Regions from separate parts of the Mus musculus genome. Here region 2 is linked to region 1. A link is a contact called in ENCODE Hi-C or POLR2A ChIA-PET data. All regions are on one chromosome and are shown on one strand. Each heading gives the region's core, a stretch centred on a gene start or an enhancer-like site at or near the end of the contact. The rest is flanking DNA. Distances are from core to core; before and after follow the strand shown.

The links. Hi-C counts contacts between places; a loop is a spot of excess contacts on that map. ChIA-PET counts read pairs that join two places held with the same protein, here RNA polymerase II (POLR2A).
Region 2: a map of mouse trophoblast stem cell shows a loop between it and region 1 (2.6-fold over the local background). The contact joins the promoter of Wnt7b here to the enhancer-like site in region 1. A Hi-C loop is called at or near these places in 3 of 37 maps with a recorded cell type or tissue (Patski and mouse trophoblast stem cell). POLR2A ChIA-PET finds 5 or more read pairs at or near these places in 1 of 5 experiments (Patski).

Annotation. Positions count from the first base shown.
Region 1 is chr15:85,522,149-85,524,913 of GRCm38, reverse strand. No RefSeq gene overlaps it. Among named protein-coding and RNA genes, the nearest start is that of 7530416G11Rik, 20 kb to the right of the region's middle. Within about 2 kb of position 1,336, at least 2 of the 3 ENCODE cell types and tissues checked have a DNase peak (open chromatin) inside an H3K27ac peak, as active enhancers do.
Region 2 is chr15:85,580,449-85,583,213 of GRCm38, reverse strand. It overlaps Wnt7b (wingless-type MMTV integration site family, member 7B), which reads left to right and starts at 1,393. Exons shown (of 4, transcript NM_009528.3): 1 at 1,393-1,834. The coding sequence starts at 1,764. It overlaps AU022754 (expressed sequence AU022754), which reads right to left and starts at 2,072. Exons shown (of 5, transcript NR_040433.1): 1 at 1,797-2,072; 2 at 1-964.

The DNA of each region.
Region 1 (2,765 bases), core at 87-2,586:
AGGAAAGGGAAAGTGTTGGTGCAGAATAATTAGCTGGACAAAGGCAAATCCTCTTAGCTTCTCCCTGGGCGATTACAGGTTAATTGGTTGACGTTCCTGCCCGCCAGGCCAGACACCGGGCTTTCCAGAGCCTCCTGCCGTTCGCTGACCCCAAGGCCACACCTGCCTTGCTGTCCAGCGTGGGAACCCAGCGGGGCTTCGGTCATCCTCTGCTTGGGCCCCTGCCCCACCAGGCCCTCTGCTAAGCCTCCAGCCCCTCCATCGGCTGGGGAGCCCTGGCACTCCCCACACTCCACACCCCTCCCAGGACAGGAGTAACAGCATTGTCCCAAGGAGGCACACAGTCCTAGGCTGGCACTCTGTCACCCCTGTCTTCTGGCAGAACAGAAGCCCCTCCCCTGTCTCCCACCGCAGGCACATGGGTTGGCTGACACTGAGTTGAGGGTCAAGAGTTGCCTCCCTCATGGTTACTGGGTGCTGCAAGCTGCCATTGCGTCTTGCTAACTGGAGAGACTGAAGGATATAGGTGGAGAAGAGGGAAGGAGACAGGAAGAAAGGATGGAGAAGAACTGGTGACTAGCGCAATGATGGTATAGAGGGCATGACCCTAATGGTGGATGGTCAAGGGCTCGTAAGACCTCTGGCCCCATTCCCACCCTTGTTAGCAGTCATTTGTTTTCCTGCCCCATGCGAGGCCTGGCTGTGGCCTTCAGAAGACCCCAAACCACACCAACGCTCTTCTTCCAGCTTTCCTTCCTGACCACACCATAGTCAGTTAGAGGTGTAGTGCTGGCCTTTGGATTGATCTCAGGATGCCACTGGAGAGAGACGCGGTCAGGGGCTGGCTGGAGGGAATCCAAGATGTGTGTGGTTCAGCCCAGGTGTCCTGGAATGGACACTTCCTCCTGCCCGCCAGGCATAGGCAAGCTGGTGGGGCTCAGAGAGGCATGGGCCTGGCCCAAGGTCTCTGAGGGGTTCCTGGGGCAGCTCTGGGCCCTGAGCGCTGCCCCCACCCAGGGCAGGCTGTGAGTCAGCCCACAGCTGGGCTCAGCAGAGGCCACACTGTGGTGGGGTTTCCAGTCTCAGAAGCAGGACAGCTGTTTATTTTTCTTGCAGTAAAGGAGAGGGCAGGGGTGGGGTGGAGGAGCTGACCCTGCTGGTTCTCACACTGGCCCAGGATCCCTGGAAGGCCCTGGAAGGAAAGGGACCTTAGGAGCAGACTCTGCAGCAGGGGGGCCTCCGGGCCTCCCTGCCACACTCCTGGGGCAGCCAGCCAAAGCCGGTGCCGCAGGCCAGTTCCTGGAGCGGGATGCTGGGGTTTCCGAGGTCGGGAAAGTACTGGCAAAGCTCTTTTCATGATGTCACCGGCTCTGCCCTGGCCTGGCCCAGCCCCAGCCCTGTCACCATCAGGGAGGGTTAGAGCATGCCCCGGGGAGCTCAAAGCTGCCCGGAAGAAGTGTTTACGGAGGATTCAGGTATCTGCCCCTGACCCCCCTAGCGGCTGAGCCCATTAACTTTGTGTATGGCAGGGACTACATCTCGCTGGTTTCTGGGCAGGGCTTGAGACTGTGTGGAGGGGGTGTTTCTTGAATCAGAAGGCAACCTTCCAAAGACACTGTGATCCATCCTTGGAGGGCTGCTGACCCCTCCCCCCAGACAGATTCAGGACCCAGCTTGTAAATGAGGCCAGAGTCGGACCTCAGCAGTGGGGGACAAAGTCCTCTCCATTGAGAAATACACAGACACGGCGAGCACAAGATGAGCCATCCTCTCCTGTCGGAGATCTCCAGTTTCCTTCCACCAACCTATTTTTTCTGGAGGTTTCTAACGACATGGAACCCACAGGGGAAGTCTAGCAGAAATGAACAACCCAACGAGACTTCAAAACTGTATCGTCTGTGTTACCACCCACCCAGAAGGGGAATGGCACCCAAAGCCTGTACATGTCCTGGCCACTGATCCCTTGAGGCTACACCCCTGACAAGAAAGATCTGCCCTCTGCTGCTGCCTGTCAGTGTCGCTCACCGGGTGCTTCCCTGTGTGGACCAATCTCAGGCTTTTTTTTTTTTTTTTTTTTTTTTTTACTTTTTAAAACCAATCTCTCTCTCTCTCTCTCCTCTCATTTATTTTTATTTTTATGAGTACATTGCCATTGTCTCCTGCCATACCAGAAGAGGGCATCGGATCCCACTACAGATGGTTGTGAGCCTCCATGTGGTTGCTGGGAATTGAACCGAGGACCTCTGGAAGAGCAGTCAGTGCTCTTAACCACCGAGCCACCTCTCCAGCCTCCAACTTCTCTTTAGAGTAATTTTGGGTTTACTGAAAAGAAAGTGCAGAGTCTCAGAATACCCCCAGCCTCTCTCCCCCGCCCCCTTCCCCTGTTCTTAATGTCTTCTGCTCCAGTCTTTCTAGCAAGTCTGTTTTTTGTTTGTTTGTTTGTTTGTTTGTTTGTTTTTTGAGACAGGGTTCCTCTATGGAACCCCAGCATCTCCCCAGTGCTGGGATTAAAGGCATGCACTAACACCACTGCCACTGGCTTCCAGCAAATCTTATGAGACACTTATGCTAACGATGAGAAATAGCCAACATCATTTTTTGAAAACTATAGTTGGAGGGACTCTACCTACAGCTCCCTGCATCCTTGAACTCCCCAACATCCTTTCTAGGCTCCAGGGCTTCAGGGGTCCTCTGCCTCCGGGCAGTAAGGTCAGGTGGAAAGGACCGATCTCCTCCTCCTCTTGGAATGAGCCAGGGTCAGGGGA
Region 2 (2,765 bases), core at 144-2,643, 58 kb before region 1:
GTTCTGCTTGCTCCCAGCCACCTGGCCCAGCTCAGCTCCCTGCCTACCAAGTTGTGCGACATCCAGAGTTCTTGGTTTCAGGGGACAGTGGTGTGGGACTGCAACTACCGTTTGACATCTGTGCCTTAGTTTCCCTGCTTGTGATGTCCAAATTCTCCTTTCTAAAGAGTCCTCCAACTCAAAACGATCTGCACAGCTGCACCTGCCGGCTTCTGGACCTGGGGTTCAGGAGCGACTCTCTCTCTCCCGGGTCGGGTCGTGGCAAAAGTTCAGAGGATTTGGAGAGATTAAGAGGGGATTAGGGGCAGGGACGGTAGCTTTTGAGCTCGAGGTTCCGGGCTGAGGACAGCGCCCCCTCATACCCCTCCTCATTTCCACACCAGGCAATTGGGTGTTGGCCAGTTTAAAGACGAGCGCCCTCCGAGTTCATCCCCTTGTCATAAGGGCGCCATTTGATGCTGCTGTCCGGGGCTGTAGACGCTTGAAAACCTGGCACACACCCCCCACCCACCCACCATGTGTCTGGTTACTAGCTGGTCCGCTGTGCTAAGACAGACCTAGCTGTGACAGGCAGTGTCCCTGTCACCCATTTATCCAGGATAGGATCAAGCGAGACACACCACAGGATGTGCCAGGCACCTAGGCCAGTCTGACTTCCCACTTTAGCGGTTCAACAAGAATCAGATCTGACACCCGCCCGCATCGGACAGGCCTGCAGAGTGAGACAGAATCCTCAGACTGGGACTCTCCAAGGATGCCTTTCTGAGTCTCTCTGTCATGGTGCCACTTTTAATGCTGGGCAGGCTGGTGTGTCTACCAGTCTCAAGTCCCACGCTCTGCTTGCGCTCTGCAGTGCCGGGCACTGGAACGAGTTTTCCCCGAGTTTGTTGGGCAGGTAACAATGCCTGATCCGGAGTTGTGGCCCTGGAAGCACCCACGTAGGTAACGTCTAGGGGAAAGATGTCTGCACATAGAAAGGAGATGGTGGTGGGTGGTCTCTCTCTCTTTAACTAGAAACTGGAAACCAAGTGACCACCAAGCCCTGAGCGGGTAGTTTCTTAGCCCCCGCCCCTACCCCCACCTTCACTGTCTCTGAGGAGCGCAGGTGTCTCTTTGGAGCCGCACCCTCTCCCCTCCCTCCCCTCTTCCCACGCAGTCCTGGGAGGGCGATCGGAAGGGAGCTGGCCTGGGGAGGGGGGGCGAGGGGTTAGATGCGTTCGTGTGTCACGGGGGAGGGAGGAGAAAAGGGAGGGGAGAGCCAGGGAGCGCGCGCGAGAGAGCGCGCTGCGAGCGAGGAGGGCGGGCGGGAGGCGGATCCTCCTACCTGGGGCGCGCTCGCCTGCTCGCGGCTCGCTTGCCGGGGCCGCGAGTCACCTGGGGAGGCGGACAAGTGCGGACACATTGGCCGCCCCGGCGCACCGCGAGGCGCGCACGGCCCCAGGCGGCTAAGCCCAGTGGAGGCAGCGCCCGCCCGCTGCTCCTGGCCCCGGCCTGCGCTCGCAGAGTCCCACGGTCACTCCGCTGGGCTCCGAGGTCGCGGTTCCCCGCCCGGGTCACTCCCCCGGGCGCACGCGGCGGCTGCGGCGCCCTGGGCTCACCATGGTGGCAACGCGTGCCGGGTGCCCACGCGTCGCCCGCCTCCCGAGCCGAAGCGCCGGCTGAGCGTGGTCCTACCGCAGCTCCCTGGCTCCTGCCCGGCCCCTGCCCACCCGCGCGTCCCCTCCGGCCGCAGCTGTCTATGGCGCAGCCCCCCTCCCTGGATCATGCACAGAAACTTTCGAAAGTGGATCTTTTACGTGTTTCTCTGCTTTGGCGTCCTCTACGTGAAGCTCGGGTGAGTATTTCTCTGGGCGGGGGGCTGCAGACGGGGAGCCGGCAGCCACCAGAGCCTCCTCCAGCGGACCTGGGGATAGGAGTTGGTGGGGGAGGGCGTTTCTTGAAGTGGCCAGGCTGGCTGGTATCTCCGGCCCTCAACCCAGCCTCGTTGAGACTCAACCGAGCCCCCCCGGAGCCAGAGATCCTCCGGAGGGGCGCGGAGCCAATACGCAGCAGGGACAGCGCGGTCCGCGGACGGCCGCAGCGGGGCTCGCGGGTAGCGGCGAGCGTGCCGGGCGCGTACTTTCACCTGTTTGGGCTCCAGGCCCCGGGGGTGGGACGCGCCTTCCCTCCCCCGGGCTGCGCTGGGCGCCGAGCCCGGGCCGAGCGCTAGCCGCCGGGAGGGCGCGCCGGGCCGGGGGGGGGGTGCGTGGGGCATCCCCGGCGGGGGAGATCGGGGCGCGCACTCGCCGCGAGCGCGCAGGCCTTGCACCCGCCGCGGCCCTTCGTCTCTATCCATCACCCGGACATGTTGAAATTACCTTGACAACTCGTCCGGCTGGCTCGGGATGGGCCGTGGGGCTGGCGCAGCAGCCTCGGGCTCCGTCCCGGGCCCGCGCCCCCGCCCGCCCGGGGCCTTGCGCCCGGCCCCCTCTCACCGAGCTCCCCCTGGCGCGGCCGGCCGGGCGGGCTCCAGGCGGGCCGCGCTCGCTGCTCGCCGCCGTAGCTGCTCCGAGTCGTATTTCCACATTCCTGAACCCAGCCGAGTCCTTACCTGTTGAGCCGCGATCTCCTTTAGACGGAATCTGTCTCGGCCTCCCCGGATTGGGGGTGGAGGGGCAGTGTGACCGAACGGAGCGCACCGCACCTCGCGGGCGTTAGTCACTCTTGGCGGGCCGGCCGGGACCAGACCCCCACCCCCACTCGGAGCACCTGCGGACATCTGTGCC